Regions from separate parts of the Homo sapiens genome. Here region 2 is linked to region 1. Evidence: chromatin contacts called from ENCODE Hi-C or POLR2A ChIA-PET data. All regions are on one chromosome and are shown on one strand. The core of a region is the stretch at or near the end of the contact, and the rest is flanking DNA. Distances in the headings are between cores, read along the strand shown.

The links. A loop is a pair of places that touch in the nucleus more often than their neighbours do. ChIA-PET counts read pairs that join two places held with the same protein, here RNA polymerase II (POLR2A). Pooled maps may share reads with other maps.
Region 2: a map of B cell shows a loop between it and region 1 (4-fold over the local background). The contact joins the promoter of ABHD17C here to the promoter of MESD in region 1. A Hi-C loop is called at or near these places in 15 of 168 maps with a recorded cell type or tissue (B cell, CD4-positive, alpha-beta T cell, CD4-positive, alpha-beta memory T cell and 11 more), 13 of 37 single-sample maps with no recorded cell type and 29 of 50 pooled maps. POLR2A ChIA-PET finds 5 or more read pairs at or near these places in 4 of 52 experiments (GM10248, WTC11, activated CD4-positive, alpha-beta T cell and 1 more).

Annotation. Positions count from the first base shown.
Region 1 is chr15:80,985,506-80,991,771 of GRCh38, forward strand. It overlaps MESD (mesoderm development LRP chaperone), which reads right to left and starts at 4,314. Exons shown (of 3, transcript NM_015154.3): 1 at 4,074-4,314. The coding sequence starts at 4,286. RefSeq lists enhancers at 3,395-4,009, 3,998-4,277, 4,010-4,623, 4,263-4,557 and a silencer at 4,308-4,587.
Region 2 is chr15:80,692,975-80,699,143 of GRCh38, forward strand. It overlaps ABHD17C (abhydrolase domain containing 17C, depalmitoylase), which reads left to right and starts at 2,336. Exons shown (of 3, transcript NM_021214.2): 1 at 2,336-3,045. The coding sequence starts at 2,456. RefSeq lists silencers at 1,054-1,348, 1,810-1,969, 1,990-2,099, 2,120-2,539, 2,630-2,679 and 1 more and an enhancer at 2,870-2,939.

The DNA of each region.
Region 1 (6,266 bases), core at 3,064-5,563:
TTCTCCATAACATCGGTTATAGTCTCTTTAAAACACTTCAAGACTTCCAGTTGGTTCAATACCCTAGAATATTTGTATTTTTCAGATTGATTTCACTAATAATCATGAAATTAACTCAGTAGGTCCCAAGCAGCTTTTTTTTTTTTTTTTTTTTTTTTTAGATGGGGTCTTACTCTATTACCCAGTTTGGAATGCAATGGTGCTGGTGCAATCTTGGCTCATTGCAACTTCTGCCTGCCAGGCTCAAGTGATCTTCCTATCCCAGCCTCCAGAGTAGCTGGGACCACAAGTGCATGCCACCACACCTGGGTAATTTATTTTTGTATTTCTGGTAAAGACGGGTTTCACCATGTTGCCCAGGCTGGTCTCGAACTCCTGAGCTCGAAGGATTCACCCGCCTCAGTCTTCCAAAGTGCTGGGGTTACAGGCATGAGCCACTAAGCCCAGTCCAGCACTTCTTTGTTAATGCAAATATAATTAAATAGTCGTAAGTCTAGTGCATATAATACAGGTAAAAATTGTTTCAAGAGACTTAAAAAAAAAAGCAGCTTTAATTTCCATTGTATATGTGTGTGTGTGTTTCAGTTACAGAAAAGAAAATTGCAAAATAGTACCCTAATGAGCCTGGAGGACATTATGTTAAGTGCAATAAGCCAGACACAGAAAGACAAATACCGCGCATTCTCCTTCGTATGCGGACCTAAAATAGTTGTGTTCACATAAGTGGAGATTAGAATTGTGGTTACTAGAGGCTGGGAAGTGGAGGGGAGATAGGGAGAGAGGATGGTGAATGGATACAAAATTACATTAGATAGGAAGAATAAATTCTAGTGCTCTATAGCATTGTAGGATGACTATAGTTAACAATAATTTATTGCATATTTTCAAACAGCTAGGAGAGAATTTTAAATGTTCCCAACACAAAGAAATGATTAATGTTTAGGAGACAGATATGCTAATTACCCTGAATTGACCATTACATTTTATACATGTGTAGAAATACAACTCTGTACCCCATAAATATGTATAATTATTATATGTTAAAATTGAAGTGTAAAAATAGTACCCTAGATGTACATAATTATCCAGTTCTACCCTTAGTCTGGGTAACCTAACCTGTTATGATCAGTGTGTTTATGCTGAAAACAATCCAGTCTTTACCCTGAGGCAGAGCGGGGGGCCAGGGACAAGTCAGGCAGTCCCCTGACTCCAGTCCTAGCCCTGCCTCCAGGCCAGTCTTGCATTTTCAACTGGCTTTAGAGCTCCTTCATTACTGTTTGTCTAAGTCAGTAGCTACAAAGCTGAGCTCCCCTTTCTGCAAATCCTCTTCTTCCTCCCATGGTTCTTGATATTAATAATAAGTGACATCTACTAAGTAGCTACTAAGTCCCAGGCACTCTACATATATTATCTCCAACCTTCAGAACAATCCTACCCGGTTCCATTTAATATACAAGGAAGATGATGTTCAGAGAGGATAAATGATTTACTTAATTTACTCACATGCTAGAAGTGCAAACCACATTTCTGGCTCCAAATCCCTCCAACTGCCTCTTCCCATTATACCTGGCTATCATAATGTAAAATGTAATAACCACCTTTGGTTTTTCTACACCAATTGGGACTCAGAATTAGTTGTAACACAATGGAAGGAATTCTCACCTCTCCACACCTCTGAGGCACAGCCTCTCACTGAAGCACTGTTTCTCACACTGCTGGGGAAGGAGTGAGGGTATGGATTTAGAGATGGTCACAAGAGGAGAAGAACTGCTTCCTACAAAAAAAGCACCCACAGAGATGGATACGCTCTCCCACATAAAAAACACTGCTACTGGGGAAGAGTCCTCATGTCTGTAGAGCGTCTACAAACATTAACTCATTTAATCCGCATGGCACCCTGCAAAGTAGGGCGTTATCTGGCTTTACAGATACGTAAAACTAGGATGAAGTAGCTAGTGAGGGGTAAAGCTGAGTTCAAAATCTGTCTTTTTTTTTTTTTTTGAGACAGAGTCTCACCCTGTCGCCCAGGCTGGAGTGCAGTGGCATGATCTTGGCTCACTGCAACCTCCACCTCCCTGGTTCAAGCGATTCTTGTGCCTCAGCCTCCCAAGTAGCTGGGATTACAGGTGCCCGCCACCATGCCCAACTAATTTTTTTATTTTTAGTAGAGATGGAGTTTCACCATGTTGGCCAGGCTGGTCTTGAACTCCTGACCTCAGGTGATGCACCCGCCTTTGCCTCCCAAAGTGTTGGGATTACAGGCGTGAGCCACTGCGCCCAGCCAACCTGTCTTTTTACTACATTATGTGGCCCTGCTATTCACAAAATCAATCAATTGCCCAGGCATGGTGGCTCACGCCCGTAATCCCAACACTTTGGGAAGCCAAGGTGGGAGGACTGCAAAGGCCAAGAGTTCAAAACCAGCCCAGCCAACATAAGGAGACCCTGTCTCTATAAAAAATAATTTAAAAAACAAAATCAACCATCAAGTCCTGTTAAAAGTATAAAAATCTCACATTTCTCCCTTCTACTCTGCTCCTGCAGTTTCTAGCTTAATCCACGTCTTCCTCACTATCCTTCATTTGCACTTCTGTCACCAACATGTGTGGCAGTACAGGTAAAACAGTTCAAAGAACTGGCTCTAAAAGTCGCGAAAGAATTTGAAACTCAGCTAGCTTGCTGTGCGATGTGGAGCAAGTTATTTAACCTCTTTGTGTCTCAATGTCATCATCTAGAAAATAGGGATAAGTACCTCCCTCATGGATGGGGTAAAAGGATTAAATGAGATAATGTGTTTTTCTTGGCCTTCAAAGTCTCTCCCCACTCATCCATCCTGTTATCTACTGTTCCCAGTGCAATCTTTGTTCATCTCTTCAGCACCCTCTTCGTCTAGCTCAGGGTCTGAGTAGGTCAAGGGGAGGATTTCTCATGAGGTGATGTTCTCACTCTGGCAGATCAAAAGGCTTTATTTGCTGGAGTCCAAAAAGAGACAAGGAGATTGCAAGGGAGACGGTGAATGGGGACGTTCTCTCTACACTCAAATCTATCCCAATCTTTCCATCAGCTGTTGATGACCACATGAAAACACAAGCCTGCATTCTTCTAGTCAGATGCATCAGGTGGTATTTTAAACTCTTGTCTGAAAGTCTTTCCCTTCTCCCGTAACACACACAGAGATAATCACAAAATAACAAAACATCAGTGTTGGAAGGAATCTTAGGACCCATCCTAACCTCCTCATGTTGCAGATAAAGAAACCGAGGCCTAGAAACTAGACATAACCTGCCCAAGGTTCCACAGCTATGCAAGTCAACCAGGACGATACAATCACCTTAGGAAGGGGAAAAGGCAGCAATGTGGTTTTGGCCAGTAATCTTTACCTTAAAGCGTATTACACACTCCCTGTAACTGCACACTCCGGTGCGTCCAAGTGACAAACCAGAAAACTTACTCTCCTTTGAACAAAAAGCGTGAGTTTCACGATACAGAGCCATTAGCCATTGATACTTCTCCCCTCAGTAAAATAAATCCACCCACAAAAAGCACAAAATTCCCAGCAGGGACATATACCAAAATAGGAAGTCTAAAATTATACTGATTTAGAAGACAGCTGAGATAACCATTAAGGAAGACCATCTTCACTGCAACCCACTCTCCCACCCACTCACCGCAAAACAGAAGGAAATGCTCTTTAGTAGATTGGGAAAGGTCACTCTCCCTGTTTGCAGGGCTCACTGACCACAAGAATCAACGCAAAGACAACCAGGGCACTGAAGGGTGAAGGGAGAGCAAAGCTGAACAGTGAGGGGCAGATCCGTGATTGAAGTGGTTTGAGAAATGGCAGGAGGAACAGGGCACTGGAATGACAGAGGGCTGGAGCGAGGGTCAGCAGGGCGCGCGGGTCAGAGGAGGAATGGAGGGTCAACAGTGGCTTCAGTGGGTCAGTAAGGATTCAAGGCATGAGTAGAGGAGGTTAGGGGGTCAGAAAGGTCCCAAGACAGAACAGGTAAGGGGTCATAGGGAACAGGGTCCCGCACAGAGAAGAGCCGGGAGGGTGTGCGCGCGCCGCGGACCTCCCATTGCTCCAGAAGACGCGCCATGTCTGCATCATTGTAATCGCGAATATCCTTCTTCTTCTTCCGGGGAGGTGGGGTAGACTCGTCGGGCGTCCCGGGCGAGCCTTCGGCCGCGCAGGACCCAGGCGGTGGTAGCAGTAGCAGCAGCAGCAGCAGGTCAGAGGCACAAAGCAGGACCACGGCCTTGCGCGCCCACCTGGAAGCCGCCATTTTCGCTGCGCCGCGCAGCGCCCTAGACGCGCTTACCCGACCTGCGCGGGCCGGACCCCGCCTTGCACACGCCTTCCTGTCCGCCTTTCCGAGGCCCCGCCTCCCGGCCCTCGCTAGCCTACCGGGCCCCGCCCCGTACCATTTCCTAACCCCCGCCTCTGGAAGCCCCGCCCCTCCGCCATTTTGGCCCCGCCCCACTGGCTCCTCCTCTTGGTCCGGCTGAGGCGCTCTGTCCCGGCTGGGTGGGTCCCTGAGTGCTCATTTTTCGTTTTCCGTCAGAGGCCGACCTTTTTCTCTGGAACGCACAAGCCAGGTCCAAAAGTTCCTTCAGGGCCTCCAGGAACCACTAACCAACGTCCCTGTTGACCTCAGTTTCTCGCCTGTGAAATAAATTGGAACTGGAAGTTCTGGAGGCTGCCTCGGCTCTAAAAAAGCCCATTTCTGGATGTCGGACGTTTATCCTCAGTCTCTTGCAATTTCCTTTGAGAACAGCCAGTTAAAAAGAAGTGAGTGGCAGGTAGGGCAACTTTTTTCAGAAAGTCATAAATAGTTCGAGTCCACTGCTTTCCTCATCAATAAAGAGGATTCAGTTCAACCAGCTTTCAATATTTGTTTTTTTTTTCCAAAAAGATCATTACTATTCATCCAAAAAAAAAAAAGCTTGCCTTTCTTTGATTTCAACCTAATACTGTAGGCTCTAACTAATCCTTTTCAAGGCTGAATCACGCTACTTTTTGTTTCTTAAAAAGATTTTGGCCAAAGATGCTTTGAGATTCTTCTTGTTTTAAACGGCTCATCAGCTGATGTCTTTAAAATGTTTAATTACATAAGACCTTAAAAAACAAAAAACAAAAAAAACCAAAGGCCGCACGGTGGCTTAAGCCTTTATAATCCCAGCACTTTGGGAGGCTGAGGTAGGACGATAATTTGAGTTTAGGAGTTTGAGACCAGACTGGGCAATAAAGCAAGACCCGCATCTCAAAAACAACAACAAAAAACGCTTCATTCTTTATACTGCTGCACAGTTTTATTTGGTATTGTTAAATTAATAGTTTATTTTCCTATTGATGGGCATTTATTACCAATTTTTCTGCTATTACAACAAAAAAGAGCTGTAGTAAACCTTATTCAAGCCTTGTTTGGATAGGATTAGTAGGCTGCATATAAAAGAAAACTGACTTTTTAAGGTGGTTTAAACAAGATAAAAGGTTTTATTGTGATTGACTTTTCTTTCACAGAAGCAGTGTAAACTCGAAACTAGGGCTGGTATAGTGGCTTCTCAGCCATCTGGTACTCAGCCTCTTCCTCATCCTTCTATCATATTAGCCTGTGGCTTCCACCCTCAAGGTCAGAAATTCCAGGATGGCTCCTGGAGCTCCAGTCATCAAGATGACATTCAACCAGAGGAAGGGAGAAGGCAGGCCAAACCAAGCACACCTTTCAAGTGGAGTCAACTTCTTTTAAGCAGCCTACTTGAACATTGCATACATTTCTGTTTACATCTCATTGGCTGGAACCTAGCTCTCCAAGGGAGGCTGAGAAATTGTCTTCTAGCTGTATACATTGTCATCTCAAATGAAATTAGGATTGTTATAAAGGGAAAAGAATAAAGTGGAGGTTGAGTAGGCAACTACGCCTGCTTTCCTTCACTCTTAGGACCAGTGCAATTTAAATTCTCTCACACCGTAGGAGTGGCTGATATTCTACATATTCATGCATGCATCTGTATGTAAACACGCTAAGCTATGACCTTTCCTATTGACGTTGAGCAGAAACAACTCATAAGAAAAAGATTTTTTCTTTTGTGAAATCATAGGGGAAATGTCATGAGCTTTCTCCCCAGAGCACATTGCTCCACCCAGTGGCTTGGAGCCCTATCCTAGTGCAGTCATACTAAAAAACATGCACAGCTGTGGCTGATCATGTGCTCTACTGGGAGGGGTCACCCTGGTAATTCATATTGCCAGCTTCAAAGTTAAG
Region 2 (6,169 bases), core at 1,086-3,585, 290 kb before region 1:
CTGAATCAGGACGCAAGACCATCTTCTTAGCTTTTATGAGGACTTGATTTTTTTTAAAGGCACATAAAAACTGTTTTGAATCTTCTGCTGATGCCCTAATTAGACTGTAAGGTATCTGAGAGCAGGGACTATCTTACTCACCTTGGTAGCTGTAGCACCTAACACAGTGGATGCTGTGAGCACAAAAAACATTACATACATAAATGCTGAATACAATAAAGTGACCAAAGTATACCAATGTGTAGCAAGTTAGAAAGCCTTTTTATTTTTTTGAGACATAGTCTCACTCTGTCACCCAGGCTGGAGTGCAGTGGCATGATCTCGGCTCACCGTAACCTCTGCCTCCTAGCTTCAAGTGATTCTCGTGCCTCAGCCTCCTGAGTAGCCGGGATTGTAGGTGCACGCCACCATGGCCGGCTAATTTTTGTATTTTCAGTAGAGACGGAGTTTCATTATGTTGGCCAGGCTGGTCTTGAACTTCTGACTTGAAGTGATCCACCCTCCTCAGCCTCCCAAAGTGGTGGGATTACAGGCGTGAGTCACTGTGCCCAGCTGTATAAAGCTTTTTTTTCTTTTTAAAGGATTTTCGCAGAAAAATTCTTTTTTTAAAAAAAAAAAAAAAAAAAAGGAAATGCAAACCTGCAAAGCTAGAATTGGGCTTTATGTGAAGAGTTTCACCAAGTGTGAAAACCTTCAAAACAGACTTCAAATATGCAATCTGGACAGGCTTTGTTACCAGGTTTTTAAAAATCAAGTTTGAATAGTTCAAAAACAAGTAAAATTGTTTTAGTGAAGAAATGGCCTTTTAAAACCCAGGTCCTAGCTGGGCAAGGTGGCATGTGCCGGTAGTCCTAGCTACTTGGGAGGCAGGCCGGAGGGTCATTTGAGCCCAGGAGTTGGGAGTCCAGCCTGGACAATACAGTAAGACCCTGTCTCTTAAAAAAGAAAAAATTAAAAGCGAGGTCCTGAAGGTTAATGAAATCAGTATCGGCAATTCATTTAGATGACGGTGCTCAAAATATTCGTCCTGTGGAAAGTCACAACGAAAGGTAAAATTCTCAGGACATCTGTGAGTTAAAACAACAGACCCAGCGTAGGGATTGTGCCAACCTCCCAGTCTCTAGCTGCCCTGCTGGCAGTCCAGGAAGGGTATCTCCTGTCAGTTCCTGAAAGGGAATTCTTCAGCTGCCAAATCAGGCGGGAAAAAGGAAGTATAGAAGGCTCTGTGGAAACTGGCACCAGAGCACAGTTTCAAGGCACCGAGAGTTATATTTGAAAAATCATGTAAAGGTGGCTGCCAAGATTACAGTAGATTTAAAGCAGTATAAGAATCGTTCATGACTAAGACCACTGAAAAATCCTGGACCCAAAACAACTCTAGAGACACAAACACTGTAAACGATACCTAGTATATACTTACTACCGGAAAATCTGCCACACGTGGGATTAGAAATGACAACCTCAACATGGTTTGTTGCTAAATACAGTACCCTCCTGTTCTAACAGCTGACTTTTATAGATACAGAAATGTACTAAGGGTAAAACCATGCCCTTAGAAAGGAAACGCTGTTGCTACCTATACAGAAACAGCCTCTCCTAATAAGAAACACACTGATGACCACCCTATCCCACAACCCCGGTACCCCTTACGGTGCTGAGAACTTTTGGTACTGAGCCAGTTCAGAAAGCAGCACACACGAGAGCCAAATATTTCGGGCACATTCCAACTCTTGTCCACCCCTTAGTTTCCTTTTCAGTAGACTCCCAAGAACCTCCATCCACGGGAGAAACCTGGATTTGGGGGAGGGAATCCCAGGGGGAGGGGAGGGGAGCGGTCCACCCCGGGACACATGCACCCCCTCCAGGGTCCCCTCTGCAGATCGGCCCAGCTGTCCGGGCGCAGAGCCCCCAGCCCCGGCACCCAGCTTCTCCGGGCCCCGGAGCCGCCTGGAAGCCCCCGTCGGCCGCAGGTCGAGAAGGTGCTTCCCAGGCCGGGGAAGGTGCCCGCGCCCTTGCCCGCAGCGCCCCGCCCCGATGCCCGGCTCTGCGCCGCGTCCCAGCGGCGGCGCCGCCGCGCGGTAACCCGGAAGTGGCGGCGGCGGCGGCGGCGGCGGCGGGCGTGCGGGAGCGGGAACGGGAGCGGGGGGCGGCGCGCACGAGCCGGCCATGGACGCCGCCGCCGGCTTTGTGTGCCGCGCGCGGGCCCGGGCCGCCCGCGCCTCGCCTGGGTTCCGGGGCCGCCGCTGACCCGCCCGGGCTCCGAGCGCCGCGCCCGCCGGGCCGGCCCCGCCTCCTGCCCTCCTCCGCCTCCGCCTCCTCCTGCCGCCGGGCGGGCGGGCTGCAGCCGCCCTCCGCGCTCGCCTGCCAGCTCCCTCGCCGCGCGTCCGTCCTCCGTCCTCCCGGGCCAGCCAGCCAGCCAGCCAGCCGGGCCGGCGGCGGGCACCAGGCCGTCCCGATGCCCGAGCCAGGCCCCAGGATGAACGGCTTCTCGCTGGGTGAGCTGTGCTGGCTCTTCTGCTGCCCGCCCTGCCCGAGCCGCATCGCCGCCAAGCTGGCCTTCCTGCCGCCCGAGCCCACCTACACGGTGCTGGCGCCGGAGCAGCGCGGCGCCGGCGCGTCCGCCCCGGCCCCGGCCCAGGCTACCGCCGCCGCCGCCGCGGCCCAGCCGGCACCGCAGCAGCCCGAGGAGGGCGCGGGCGCGGGGCCCGGTGCGTGCAGCCTGCACCTCAGCGAGCGCGCCGACTGGCAGTACTCGCAGCGCGAGCTGGACGCCGTCGAGGTCTTCTTCTCGCGCACGGCCCGGGACAACCGGCTCGGCTGCATGTTCGTGCGCTGCGCGCCCTCCAGCCGCTACACGCTGCTCTTCTCGCACGGCAACGCCGTGGACCTGGGCCAGATGTGCAGCTTCTACATTGGCCTCGGCTCCCGCATCAACTGCAACATCTTCTCCTACGACTACTCGGGATACGGCGTCAGCTCGGGCAAGCCCTCCGAGAAGAACCTCTACGCCGACATCGACGCCGCGTGGCAGGCGCTGCGCACCCGGTGAGCCTGCCGGGGTCGCCAGGCCTGACTTCCAGCTGTGGGGAGGCGGGGTGGGGGTCTCTTGGGGCCCCTGGGGCGGCCTGCCAGGAGAGGGGCCCCTCCTCCGGGGCTGAGGGCCAGCGGAGAGCCCCTTGGCCGCCGTAAATTCGCTTTTCTTGTCCCACCCTGGCTTGCTCCCACCCTCTCCAAAAACCGCGCCAGCCTTCAGGTTCCTGGAGAGCTCGGACTCAGAGAATTTTGCCTGCTTTGGCTCGCCTGTGTGTCGCCGGCCCACCGGCTGGGTCTTTTGTGGCTCCGGTCACCGCGAGTGGCAGAGTGTGGGTGCTTAAGTACCGGGCAGAAAGAAACAACTTGGTTCGAGTTTCGTTTGTACGAGCTGAAGTGACCTTGGGCAAGGCACATGGGTTTCTAGACTCAGTTTCCTTCCCTGTAAAGTCAGTGGGCGAGACAGGATGGCCTCTAAAAGACTTTCTGGTTGTAAAGTGCGGGCAGGACAATGTCTGGGCAACCTTGGAAACAGCTGGAGCGTCAGGTGGAGCGGGGAGTTTGCCTCCTGGTGGGGCAAAGTAGTGGCACTGTGGGGCAGGAAGTTAGCTGGTAGCTGTGGGCCTGGCACCTTCCACACGGCCTCCATAACAGTCCAGGATAAGTTTGAAACTTGCAGGGGCTGGGAAATCTCTGACCTTAAATTAGCATTCACAGAAGGACTGAAAAGTGTTTAGGGTGGGCCATCTGTGAGCCAGGCACAAACTGGGGGCATGGTTTAGGGGTTAGACCTGGTTGTTTTATAACAAGCAAACCAAAAACCTGACTTTTATTCACTATTAGACAAAAGTCTTATACATGTGCAGGTCAGGTTACCTGTTTGTGCTCCAGTTTGGGTATCTGTGACCTTTCCGACCTGCCTCATAGCAGTGATGGTGAAAATAACCTGAGGCCATGTCTATGATGAGATTTGATTTCTTCAGATGAAAGAGTCCCCAGAGGAAGTACACCGGGCATTATTGTCGCCATGGACCCTTCTATAGTTTTTATCTAAAACCTGTTTGCTTATGCACATCACCAACGTTAATGATTTTTTTTTTTCATTCGTACTCACGCATATGTTCCTAAGTGACTCCTTGCCTGTCTGGGAAAATGGCTTGTCCAACAGGGAAGTACTTAATATTTGCTCTATGTTGCATGTTTATGCCCTCCTGAAGTCCTGAAGGGGATGCCCTCATTGGGATTATAGCTTTTCGAAAGTGGCTTAGGCAGATGAGAATGTATCATATGCAGATGCATTGGGTCAGAGTCTGTAAGTAGTTAAAAGCCACCTGTTCCAGTAAAGGGTTTCAAAAGTATGTGTCACACACAGTCTATAGCTTGCTAGAATTTGCTGTTGGCAAAGGTATTAAAAATAAGGTTGGCATTAGATCTTTAAAATTTGAAACATGAAAATCCTACCTTGAGTAGATTTTTTAATTGAAGAGTTTCCATAGAACATTGCTTCTGTGTGTGCATGTCCACATTACAATGAAAGCCTTTCACATGGCTCACCCTTTGCCCCAAATATACAGGTGTGTCTGTGTTACAGCTTACGTGGAGTGTAGTTATTTCCTGGAAACTTTTTTTTTTTTGGTCATATTTAGTTGAATTAAGGGGCGTTGTTTTGGATAATGTTGAATTATCTGATAGTGTATCAGTTGAATTAAGGGTAATTGTTTCGGATAACTTTGAATTATCTGATGGTATGTCTAAAGATTGCCCATGATTTATTTAATGTTATACCAGAACTCATATCTAAGTTAATTTATTCACCTGTAAAAAAGGTTAGAATTTGAAGGCTGCATGCGAAGCTTAGAATTTGAAGGAACCTTATAGATCCTCATGTCTTGTGCTTTTCAAACTGTTTTGACTGTAACCTCACAGTAAGAAACACATTTTACGTTTTGATCAAGCACACATACACGTCTGTATCCACATACCTGAAGCCAATGCTTCACAAAACAGTAATTTTTCTATGGGCAGCACACATAGCAGAATATGTTGTTTTATTTCACTTTTTTTTTTTTTTTTTTTTTGAGACGGAGTCTTGCTCTGTCGCCCAGGCTGGAGTGCAGTGGCGCCATCTTGGCTCACTGTAAGCTCCACCTCCCGGGTTCACGCCATTCTCCTACCTCAGCCTCCCGAGTAGCTGGGACTACAGGCGCCCGCCACCGCGTCCGGCTAATTTTTTGTATTTTTAGTAGAGACGGGGTTTCACCGTGTTAGCCAGGATGGTCTCGACCTCCTGACCTCATAATCCGCCCACCTGGGACTCCCAAAGTGCTGGGATTACAGGCGTGAGCCACCGCGCCTGGCCTATTTCACTTTTATAAAAAAGAAAAAAAAAGATGGTTGTGAATTGCTAAATTTATTTCCCAACTCATGTATGGACACTGCACACGTTCACCCAGCTCATCTGACAGGAGGATAGACTGGCGGCAAATCAGCAGTAGGTCTCTTGACTACCAGTTTAGTACTCTTGCGAGGGCACCATTGCCACGGTAAGCATATTTATCAGATTCTTCAGGAGGTGCATTTGTGTGTCTTGGTTATTCTGCTGACATAAGAGTTACCTAATTCTGAAGCCAATCAGCCCCTCAACCACTTTCCTCTTGCTGTTCAGTATGGTTCTTCTGCTCTTACTTGCCTGGAGCAAGTTCTTATGCTATTCTCTCTTCTTTTACAGCTTAATTCATGTCAGTGCCATGGCAGGAATGCCTTCCATCCCATGTGTCCATTCTTCTGTTACTGGGTCAGACTCTGTTTTCCACCAGCCATCCCCCATGTCTTCTTTGGGAATCTTTATCTTTCCTGCCCTCCTAGTTAACCACACTCCCCAGGACACTGATTGGAGAGCTTGCCTTGTTCTGAGTCATCTTCATCTCTGTACTTAGATTATTCCCCCAGGAGGACTGTAAGGTGCAGTGCCCTGCAGGCCCCAAAGCCCCACACTCAGGACTTTGCCCCACTCTTCTGCTCACATCGTCTTTTGTATCTGCCCTTCTCCTGTGCTAGGAACAATGGATCCTGACTGGATCTTAATTGGATTAGGAGACCCTTTGTGTTCCCTGTGCACCTGGTACTCAGCCCCTTTGCT